3 separate regions of the Homo sapiens genome follow, and regions 2 and 3 are each linked to region 1. The links are chromatin contacts, found by Hi-C or POLR2A ChIA-PET in ENCODE. All regions are on one chromosome and are shown on one strand. Each heading gives the region's core, a stretch centred on a gene start or an enhancer-like site at or near the end of the contact. The rest is flanking DNA. Distances are from core to core; before and after follow the strand shown.

Region 1 (3,565 bases), core at 261-2,760:
TAAGAGCCCGTTTTCTTATCTGTGAAATGGACGTAAAGTTCCCTACACAGTGAGAGGACCCATAGTTAAAGGCATTCGATAAAAGGTATTCACCATTGTTATAGGCAGCACCTGCTTCTCAATGAAGCATGGATTCCACCCCTGGCAACCTCCCAATCCCACAGTGAGAGCATCTTCCTAGGCCCTCCTCATGTCACGGAGGCCATGGGTCTGGGAGGCGGATAAAGGAAGGGGGTCAGGTGTGGAGATGGTTGGATACTGTGTATGAATGATTGGGTAAATGAGTCATTCAAATCATGGGTGAGTGGATGGGTGAGGGGTAGAGTGGGTGGAGCAAACGGCAGACGGATAGGTTAGCATTTGCTGGATGTTTGACCTGGTAGGTGAGTAGCTGGGTAGTTGGTTAACCAGGTTGGGTATGTCTGCCTAGAAAAGGCCTGGTTCATAGTAAGAAAAAATTTTTTTCAATGTTGTGATTATATATATCATATGTACATATGTTGAGGTCTCCTGAGACGCCTGAGAACTGGGCAGTGGAGAAACAATAATGAACTAGACAGGACTCCTGGCCTCATGGAACTTACATGTTAGTGGAGGGACCAAATCAACAGACAAACTGGTGGATGGATGTTTGGGGGGCTGGGCGGAAAGATGTGTGTGGGGATGGTTGGGTACTTGCTTGGTTGTATGGATAAATGAGTATTTACTTGGGTGCTGGATGAATGGGTGGGTAGATGGGAAGTGAATGGGTGGGTTGAGTGGGTGTTTGGGTGAATTAATAGGTGGTTGGAGGGGTGGGTGGATAGGTGATTAGTTCATTGGATAGGTAGATGAGTGATTGATAGATTGAGGAAGTGGATGAGATAGCTAGGTGGTTAGATATCTGGATACATGGTGGATAAGACAAGACAACAGGCCATGATGTGTGTCTGATGGGGTAGTCCTGGAAGCTGTGATCCTGGGAACTGGGTGGAGAAGGTGACTTAGGACTGAAGACCTAGGGCAACTCTAGGGACATGGAGGTGCTGAAGTCCAGTGTGGATGATTGGGAAGGAGGGAGTGAGCTTGTGGTTGGAAGGTAGCTGATGGGGGGCAGGGGACAAAAGGCTAAAAATTGGCTGGGTGGAGTCTTCAATGACCTATCAATGACCCATCAATGACCCATGGGGGAACTTCTCTGCACCCTCCCCACTCTTTTAGTGCTTTTAGCGAGCCTACCATTGGAAGTACCAGTGGGACGATAAGGAGCCATTGGGGTGTGGGACGACAAGGGTGTTGTCATGGTAACGGGGCCTCTCCCTGGACTCAGGCCGTGCGGGCCCTTTAAGGGTGACCCGCTTGGCCACTCCCAACATGGCGGCGCGCCCGCTGGCCGCCCCCCCCGGGGCGGCGAGGGGGGGGGGGGTGGGGTGGGGGGGGCGCCCCGGACCTCCCCATCATGGCGGCGCGGCGGGGCTGTCGCGCTGAGGTCACGGCGGCGCGCCGGGGGGGCGGGGCGGCGGGGGGAGCGATTTAAAGGGACAATGTCCCCCGAGCGGTGGAGGCGGCGGCGGCTGCGGAGGCCGCGGCACCGGCACCGGGAGCGGCAGCGGCGGTAGCGGCAGCGACGGCCGCACCAAGGAGGGGAGCTCCGAGCCCCGGCACCTGGCCGGCGGCGCCGCCTCCCCGGTGAGGCCCGGCCCGGCCTGGGGAGCCCGCGGGTGGGGCGGAGCCGTAGCGGGGCGGGGGAGGCCCCGGGCCGGGCCGGGCCAGGCGGGACCCCCCGGGGCGGGGGCGGGGGCGGGGCCTTCAGGGGCGGGGCCTGGCCGGGGGCGGGGCCGTGCAGGTGGGGGGAGGGGCGGGGGTCTTGGGGCAGGTGTCCCCCCTACCTCGGCGCGTCCCGCGGGGTCTCCTGCCCCGGGGTGCACGGGCGGAGGGCTCATCCCCCGGACCCTGGACCCCCGAGGAGTGGGCCCGCGCGGCGCAGCCCCCACCTCTGCGACCCCTGGGGGGCGTCCGGGTAGGAGCCCCCTCCCCACGCTGCCAAAGTGCTCCGAAGTTGCGGTCCCGCCCGTTCCCCGCGGGCAGTGCCCACCCAGTGGACAACCGCAGGTGCTTCCTCCGGGCCTGGGTAGGGACCCCCACCAAGACTGCCAGCCCACGGAGGAGCCCCCTGGGAATCCCCAGGCCCCCGAGGGCAGCGCCTGCAACCAGGCCTGGCGCCCCGGCCCCGCCCCGGTTGCCTGGGCCCGGCCTCCCCACCATCTCCCTGGGGAGGGCGCCTCATTCCTGCCCTTCACTTTCCGCCGTTACCTTGAAGGTATTTATAGGTAGAGAGGACAACCCCCGCTCCCCAGGGTCCTCATTTCTGGACCAGGAGCCCTATCGTTTTCTTTCGCCCGAGGACTAGAGCAATCTTGGTTGGGGGGTGGGGGGAATGGAGGAGCCCAAGCTGGGTATGCATGAGGGATAATGTTGGGGAGAAGCGAAAGGGTTAATGCTGGGGTCACTTGAGGCTGTGTGTGTGGAGGGGGGTGAAGGGGTTAATGCTGGAGAACCCTAAGGTCCTGTGTGGGGGAAGGGTTGGAGTGTGGGAAAAGTGCAGGGATCATTGGTATGGGACAACCCAATGGAGAAAAGTAAAGGGGTAATGATGGGAGACTCCTGACGGTGTATAGGATCAGAGTGTACAAGTGGCTGGGATTCTTGCCGAGGAAACGAAGGCATGGCAGTAGGATGTGCGTGTGCATGGATGTGAGGGCAGGACTGGGGAAAGTGCAGCTGTGTGTGAATGAAGGGAGGCGTCTGGAGAAATGGTAAGATTGATGGAAGAAGACCAGGTGGCTGAGTGTGCATGTGTCAATATGGGTAAACTGAGGCAGTGCAGGATCTGTATAAAGGGGAGGAGTTATTGATGGGGAGACGGAGGCATGCTGAGGGTAGGGGCCATTGGGATAGAAGGTGTGTGGAAAAGGTCTGAACACCATTAGCTCCCCTGGGCTGGGAGGTAAACTGAGGCAGTGAGCTGCAAAGTTGAGGACTGAGGTTTTGAGGGATGGGAAACTGAGGCAGATTCCCTTTCCTCCATCCCCTAAGCACTTCCTTCTCTCTATCCCCAGGCCCACAATGCCCCGCTGAGCCGGTGCAGCAGCTGAGTGGATCCAAGCAGAGAAAATCCGATGGAGGGGTCTCTGGCAGGCAGCCTGGCTGCACCAGATCGTCCCCAAGGCCCAGAGAGACTGCCTGGCCCGGCGCCAAGGGAGAACATCGAGGGTGGGGCCGAAGCTGCTGAGGGGGAAGGTGGCATCTTCCGGTCCACCCGTTACCTGCCTGTCACCAAGGAGGGCCCCCGAGACATTCTGGATGGCAGAGGTGGCATCTCTGGTAAGAGAATGGGCCGTGTGGCCCCCAGGGAGCATCCAGCCCATTCCCCAAGGCTCAGAGAGAGTCAAGTCACCCAGCGCAGCAGCGGCTGAGCTGGGATGCTGATTCCGCTTGGGTCCAGAGCCTTTTCTTTGTACTCTGTTTAGTTTCTTATTTGACAGTTGTGAAAACAGGTGTCCTGGGAGCCAGTGACCAGACCAAG
Region 2 (3,330 bases), core at 298-2,797, 630 kb before region 1:
CAGAACTTTGGGAGGCCAAGGTGGGCAGATCACGAGGTCAGGAGTTCGAGACCAGCCTGGCCAGCATGGTGAGACACTGTCTCTACTAAAAATCCAAAATAAAAAAAAAAAAATTAGCTGGGCGTGGTGGCGGGCACCTGTAATCCCAGCTACTCGGGAGGCTGAAGCAGGAGAATCTCTTGAACTCGGGGGGTGGAGGTTGCAGCGAGCCGAGATCGCACCACTGCACTCCAGCCTGGGCGACAGAGTGAGACTGCCTCAAAAACAAAACAACAAAAAACAACAACACAATTGATTATTTACAAAGCGCCAGGCTCCACGCCTGAGATTTACTCCTGGGACCCTCCCTGCTACTCTGGGGGGTCGGGATTCTTATCAGTCCTACTCGCAGATGGGAAAAAAGCTCCTAGAGAGCAAATACCAAGTCATGAAGCCTGTGGGTGGCATGATATGGGACCAGAATCCAAATCTGTCCCCAGACCCTGGCGGTGCCACCATCTGTCCCGAGGGACAGCCAGGAGGATGATGCAGAGAGGATGGTGAAACTCCCTCCTTTTTCAGACCCATTGTTTATCTCGGGCCCTGCGACTCGCGGCGGAGGCGCACAGCAGGCGCTCAAACGATCGTGGGTTCAGGGCCCCGCGCCAGCGTTCCCGGGGCCTTCTGGAGAGAGGCAGGGTCCCGCCGCCCCGGTTCCCGCAGGAATCAGCTGGAGAAAGGCGGGCGGCTTGGGGCTGAACTTCCTCCACCCCCCATCCCCCCCGCCGCCTGGAGCAGACACGTCGCCGCCGCGCCCCTGGGAACGGTCAGGGAAGCAAGCAGAAGCCGGGAAGCCGCGAAAGAGGCGAGAAAGTGCGACCCCCTCCCCAGATCCCCGGTCCCCCGTCGAAATCCCTGTCGGCCGGTCAAACCCTAGACAATGGAAGCTCCACGTTTTCATCCTCATTCTCCCCCACAAGTCCGGTCGCGGGTTCCCCTCGGCCCGGGACCCCGGCGCCAGCCCCGGAGTCGGAGCCTGCACGATACGCCCCCTCCCGCCGCTCCACTTCTCCACCCGGAGATCGCTCACCCCCTCCGCCCCATCCCCCCATTTCCCGCTTGGCCGGCCCCGCCCGACCCGGAGGCGGCGCCCCCTCCCCTGTCCCAGGCCCAGGAAGGAGGACGGCGGAGGAAGTAGGGGGTCCTGGCTGCGGGCGCAGGGATGTGGGTCGGCGATCGGCGTCCGAGGGCGTAAAAAGGCGGCCCGAGGACTGCGCGCGGGCGGGCAGCGCGGGAAGCCGGGAAGAAAGGAGGGCGCGCGGGGGAGGAGGCTGCGGGTGCGGGGCCCGAGGCCGGGGCGCTCACTTTCTCGCGCCGCTCGCGCTCGCCGTCCAGCTCCCGCTGCAGGCCCTGCGCGCGGTCTTCCGCCTCGTCCGCCTGCTGCTGCAGGGCCTGGATCTTGCGTTTCACCGCCTCCAGGGAGTTGAGGCCGGCCATGGCGCGGAGGCGCAGAGGCGCACGGGCAGCGGCGGACGCTCGGCTGGGCTCGGCTCCGGCGAGAGCTGCACAGCCGCGCCCCGGCCCCCCAAGCCTTTGCCTGCGCGGGGGCCGCCCCCGCCTCTCCCCGCCCCCCGGGCCGGCTGCCGTCGGGGCGATGAGGTCACCCGGCCGGACCGCCGACGTCAGCACCGCTGGGGGAGGGCCTGACGTCGGCACCGCTGGCCACAGCTGCTGGAAAGTGCCCCTTTTCGGGACTTATTTGGAGAAAGCGCTGGGAGGCGCCGCCTTCTCCTCCTCCTCTTCCTCCTCCCCCTGCGGCTCTCCCCGCCTTCCCGGCCCCGGGGCTCCGGCCTGGCCCCGCCGCGGGCTCCCGCATCCCTGCACACGTACGTCGGAGGCCTTCTTCTCCGTGAGCTCCAGCTTCTCCTGCGCGTCCTTCAGGTCCTCGGAATATTTATCCAGCTCGTCCTCTGTCCCTTTTAGTTTCTTCTGGAGGTGCGTCAGCTCCTCCTCCACCTGGGGACGACAGAGCGAGGAACGGGTCAGCCTGGGGGGGGGGTCACGTCCCCGAGGTGCAGGGGCGGTCCCCCCCAATATTCACAAGAGTCCTCCGTCTCTCTCTGGGCATCAGTTTCCTTATCTGTAGAACAGGGGTTGCGATAGCATGCACCACGCCATCCATGCTACCTGATAGTGGGATTTTCACATCTTTCCCTCGTCCTGAGGACCAGCTGTTTTGGGCTTATTGGGGTCCCCAGTACTCTAGGGAGATCAATGGCAGCTTTTGGGAAACTGAAGACTCCAAATGTTTTCCAGAAATACACACATTCCAGTTTCAGAGGTGCAGCCTCACCATGATCTGGAGTTAAGCAATCTCATTCTCTGCGCGTGGATCCCTCCGCCCATCCCTGTCCCCAGCCTTTCTCCCTCTGGTTCTGACCCCAACACGGGGTCAGAGAAACTTTCTAACAAATACGCCTGCCCTCTTTCTGCCTAGAACCTGCTATGGCTCCCTATGGCCCAAGGCAGTGGTTCTTAGACTGTCTTACCAAAATACTCTGAAGGGCTGAAGGGCTCAGACCTAGTCCCTCATTTCTGGGCTTTGGGGAGCTTGGCTAGAAGAGACTCGCCCCTACAGGATCACTTTCTTTGAAGGCTCGGGTTAAATCTTTAAAATTTTTGCATATAGGCCATGTTCATTTTAATAAAAATGTCCCCTACTTTCCCTAAATTTTCAGTCCTCTGTTTATCCCAAGAGTCCTATCCTCCCATCACTCCTAGTTTGAGAAGCTCAGGCCTATGGATTACAAACCACAGACCCCATCACCTCTCTTTGTCACCCCCCACCACACCGGTCTAGAGTTGGCTCAAGAAGACTTTTCTGTCACCTCCAGGCTGAAACTCCCTCCCTGGGCCCCCAACTCTGGATTAGGGTGATCATATCCAGCTCATGCCTGGATCTGACTTTTTTTTTTGAGAGTCTCGCTCTGTCACCAAGGCTGGAGTGCAGTGGCACGATCTCAGCTCACTGCAACCTCCGCCTCCTGGGTTCAAGTGATTCTCCTGCCTCAACCTCCCCGGTAGCTGGTACTACAGGTGCACACCACCACGACTGACTAATTTTTGTATTTTCAGTAGAGACAGGGTTTTGCAATATTGGCCAGGCAGGTCTCAAACTCCTGACCTCAAGTGATCTGCCCGCCTCGGCCTCCCAAATTGCTGGGATTGCAGGCGTGAGTCGCCACACCTGGCTTGGATCTGACTTTTGCCTTAGATGGTTTGACACTGATCTTGTTCCTGCTCCCAGGGTGGGCAGACAGCCCCCACTGAGCCCAGCTTCATTCTCCTGCT
Region 3 (3,290 bases), core at 692-3,191, 760 kb after region 1:
AACACAGTATGAGGCCAGGTATGGTTGCTCACGCCTATAATCCCAGCACTTTGGGAGGCCGAGGCGGGTGGATCACCTGAGGTCAGGAGTTCCAGACCAGCCTGGCCAACATGGTGAAACCCCGTCTCTACTAAAAATACAAAAATTAGCCGGGCATGGTGGCGGGCGCCTATAATCACAGCTGCCTGGGAAGCTGAGGCACGAGAATTGCTTGAACCCAGGAGGCAGAAGCTGCAGTGAGCCGAGATTGTGCCACTGCACTCCAGCCTGGGTGATGAAGTGAGACTCTGTCTCAAAAAAAAAAAAAAAAAAGACAATATGACACCATAAAAATCAAATATAAGAATAACTTAAAGTGCCTGTCTTTCATAAGACATAATCACACAAGTTTCAGGTACCTTTAAGAAACAATATTAATTCTTTTTAAAAAGGCAAGGCAAGCGCATATATTCTTTGTGGAAACAAACACCTCACTCGTAAAACTGAAATCTGATGCATGATTTTCCTCTGGAGTTAATTTTTTCCTGATTTCTCAGTAGACACGAGCTTTAACCCCATTATTAAAAAAGACATCCCACTTATGGCCAACTCAATTTGAATTTCCAGTATTAACAAAGTTTATATCGTCTTTTCCCTGAAGTTCCATTAGTTTTGAAGCTCTGTGATTCACATGCTTGGGGGAAGGACTGGAGCCAACTTGAAAAGATCTGAATAACAGTCTTAGGTTTTCTTGATAATAATATTTGTGAAATAACTGAGAAACGGCTTTTCTTAACCTAACAGTGAGAAACTTGATGCCCACAGCAGAAGTAAAAGTCGTCTCAAACATAGAAAATAAAGAAAAACAAAAACAAAAAAAATTAAGAACTCCTCCTTTTGTTGTTGTTTTTGTTTTTGAGATGGAGTCTTGCTCTGTCACCCAGGCTGGAGTGCAGTGGCACAATCTCAGCTCACTGCAACCTCCGCCTCTGGGGTTCAAGCGATTCTCCTGCCTCAGCCTCCCGAGTAGTTGGGATTACAGGCGCCCACCACTACGCTCGGCTAATTTGTGTATTTTTAGTAAAGACAGGGTTTCACCATGTTGGCCAGGCTGGTCTCAAACTCCTGACCTCAGGTGATCCACCCGCCTCGGCCTCCCAAAGTGCTGGGATTATAGGAGTGAGCCACCAAGCCTGGCCAAAAGCTTTCTTATGAGAAAGAAAAAAAAGAAGAAAGAAAAAGTTATGGAAAAGGAAGAGATGCAAAGCCAAGCTAACAGATATTAAGCTAAAAGACTTCAAATTGTCAGTCTCCAAAAGAAATCTCTCGTCATCTAATTCATTCCTTAATGGAGGATGCATTCAATTTTTTAAGTAAATTTGGCCAATCAATTAAACCAGTTTGCACATGTGGACCCAGACCTCACTTTCCAGTTGCAAAGCTAGATAATATTAAGTATCATATCAAATAAAACGTGAATTACTAATTCGCAGTTATCTTGCATACTGTAGGCAAGGTAGGGCCGTCTTTATGCACTTTCCCTAAAAATTGGGAAGGACAGGTGAGAGCTGGGGCCGGTGTCACCACATTTCTGAGCTGTGGGACCTGGACTGTTTGGGATTTCCCTTTTGACAGGATGACAGCCCTGTCTGCCCGGACGGGGGGTACCTGAGAGCGAGAGACCGGGCGGCGGGCGCCCAGATGCGAGGCCCTGACTGTGTGGGCCTCACGCCGGCCACCGGCTGATCGCAGGGAGGAAACCCCTCACACAGGCGGAGCTGTTCTAGGCCCTCCAGTCCCTCCCCGCGCCAGCCGAGCCCTCCCCGCCCTCCCCGCCCTCCCGAGGGGCCGGGCCACACCTGCAAGCCAGCCGGAGACACTCCCACCGTGCCGTGCCGCACCGCGCCGCGCCGCGCAGCACAGCTCAGCCGCCGTCGGCCGCCGCCGCGCGCACTTCCGCTTCCGGTCTCGGGGCCGCCGGGAACGGAAGTGGCTGTGGCTCAGGCTGTTGTGGCCAGGGTAGCCTTAGGCGGCGGCAGAGAAACTAACGTCTTCTTTAGCCTCCAAGGAGAAATTCTAGTATTCTTACCCGGGGGATGAGGTTAGGCTCTGGAGTGGGGTCCCACAGAGCATGGAGGGTGGTGCTGGGGGCGGAGCCTATGTCCGAGAGACAGGGATAGGGGTGGGGCTTAGGTCCCGGGGCAAAAGTGGGGCGGGGCCTGTGCGCGGGGGCGGGGTGGAGTGTGGCTTGCCCTCCGATGGCTGATGGGCGGGGCTTGCACCCCAATGGCGGAGTGGGCGGGGCCTTGGTTTGCAGGGTGGTAGTAGGGGCGGGTCGTGCGCCTCAGGGGCAAAAATGGGGCGGGGCTTGTGCTTGGGGTGGGAATGGGAGCTGAACTTGCATTCGGAAGGCGGGATGAGGGGACCTGGGCTTCAAGGGTTGAGAGGGGCACACCCGACCCCTCCCCGGGTCTCTTTAGGGATGCTCAATATTTAACTTACCCTTTTCTCCTTCCTTTTCCCCAACCCCTTCCACCTTTATCCATGGGCTTAATCCAATCCCCTACAAAAATATACCCATACTTAAGATTGTTTTTGTATATTTTTATACGGCTGACCCTTAGGCAACGGGAGTTGGGGCGCCACCCTGTGCAGTGGAAAATTCACTTCTTTTGACTCCCCCAAAACCTACCTACTAATAGACTACTGTTAACCAGAAGCTTTACCAATAACATAAAGTTAGTTAACACATATTTTGTATATTATATGCCATATTCTTAAAATAAACTAAGCTCAGAGAAAAGAAAGTGTTATTAAGAAAATCATGAAGAAGAGAAAATATATTTACTCTTCGTTACGTGGAAGTGATCGTAAAGATCATAAATAAACGTCTTCATCGTCAGCTTCACCCTGAGTAGGCTGAGGAAAGGGAGGGGTTTGTCTTGCTGTCCCAAGGAGGACAAAGGTAGAAAAAAATCTACCTATAAGGGGATAGCCACAGTTCAAACCCTTGGTGTTCACGGGTCAACTAACTGTCTTTATTCTAAAAATAGGACGATGTATTTTTGTTTCTTCTACAGCTTGCCCTTCTCACTAAAAATAAGATGTGTGAATCTAAGACATAGATCTGACTTTTTAAAAACTATTTATTATGTAGTATACATAGTACATACCTATGGGAAAAGTTCAAACGGGAGGCTCACTCTATTCCTAAATTTTCCTCCCCTGAAACAACCACTGTCACTAGTTCCCTGGTATTCTTTATATATCAAGCACATGTGCAGTCATGCACCACATAACAAGGTTTTGGT

What was found. Hi-C counts contacts between places; a loop is a spot of excess contacts on that map. ChIA-PET counts read pairs that join two places held with the same protein, here RNA polymerase II (POLR2A). Pooled maps may share reads with other maps.
Region 2: a pooled map shows a loop between it and region 1 (3-fold over the local background). The contact joins the promoter of TPM4 here to the promoter of WIZ in region 1. A Hi-C loop is called at or near these places in 10 of 37 single-sample maps with no recorded cell type and 13 of 50 pooled maps. POLR2A ChIA-PET finds 5 or more read pairs at or near these places in 2 of 52 experiments (WTC11 and naive thymus-derived CD4-positive, alpha-beta T cell).
Region 3: a pooled map shows a loop between it and region 1 (4-fold over the local background). The contact joins the promoter of ZNF333 here to the promoter of WIZ in region 1. A Hi-C loop is called at or near these places in 6 of 50 pooled maps. POLR2A ChIA-PET finds 5 or more read pairs at or near these places in 2 of 52 experiments (PC-3 and activated B cell).

The regions. Positions count from the first base shown.
Region 1 is chr19:15,447,901-15,451,465 of GRCh38, reverse strand. WIZ (WIZ zinc finger) reads left to right here and starts at 1,510. Exons shown (of 13, transcript NM_001371589.1): 1 at 1,510-1,668; 2 at 3,099-3,363. The coding sequence starts at 3,159. It overlaps MIR1470 (microRNA 1470), which reads right to left and starts at 1,918; the gene lies at 1,858-1,918. RefSeq lists silencers at 1,486-1,615, 1,666-1,785, 2,136-2,245.
Region 2 is chr19:16,074,712-16,078,041 of GRCh38, reverse strand. It overlaps TPM4 (tropomyosin 4), which reads right to left and starts at 1,547. Exons shown (of 8, transcript NM_003290.3): 1 at 1,345-1,547. The coding sequence starts at 1,476. RefSeq lists enhancers at 476-1,205, 1,206-1,933, 1,934-2,663 and a silencer at 988-1,897.
Region 3 is chr19:14,688,699-14,691,988 of GRCh38, reverse strand. It overlaps ZNF333 (zinc finger protein 333), which reads right to left and starts at 1,941. Exons shown (of 12, transcript NM_032433.4): 1 at 1,839-1,941. RefSeq lists silencers at 1,598-1,967, 2,298-2,347.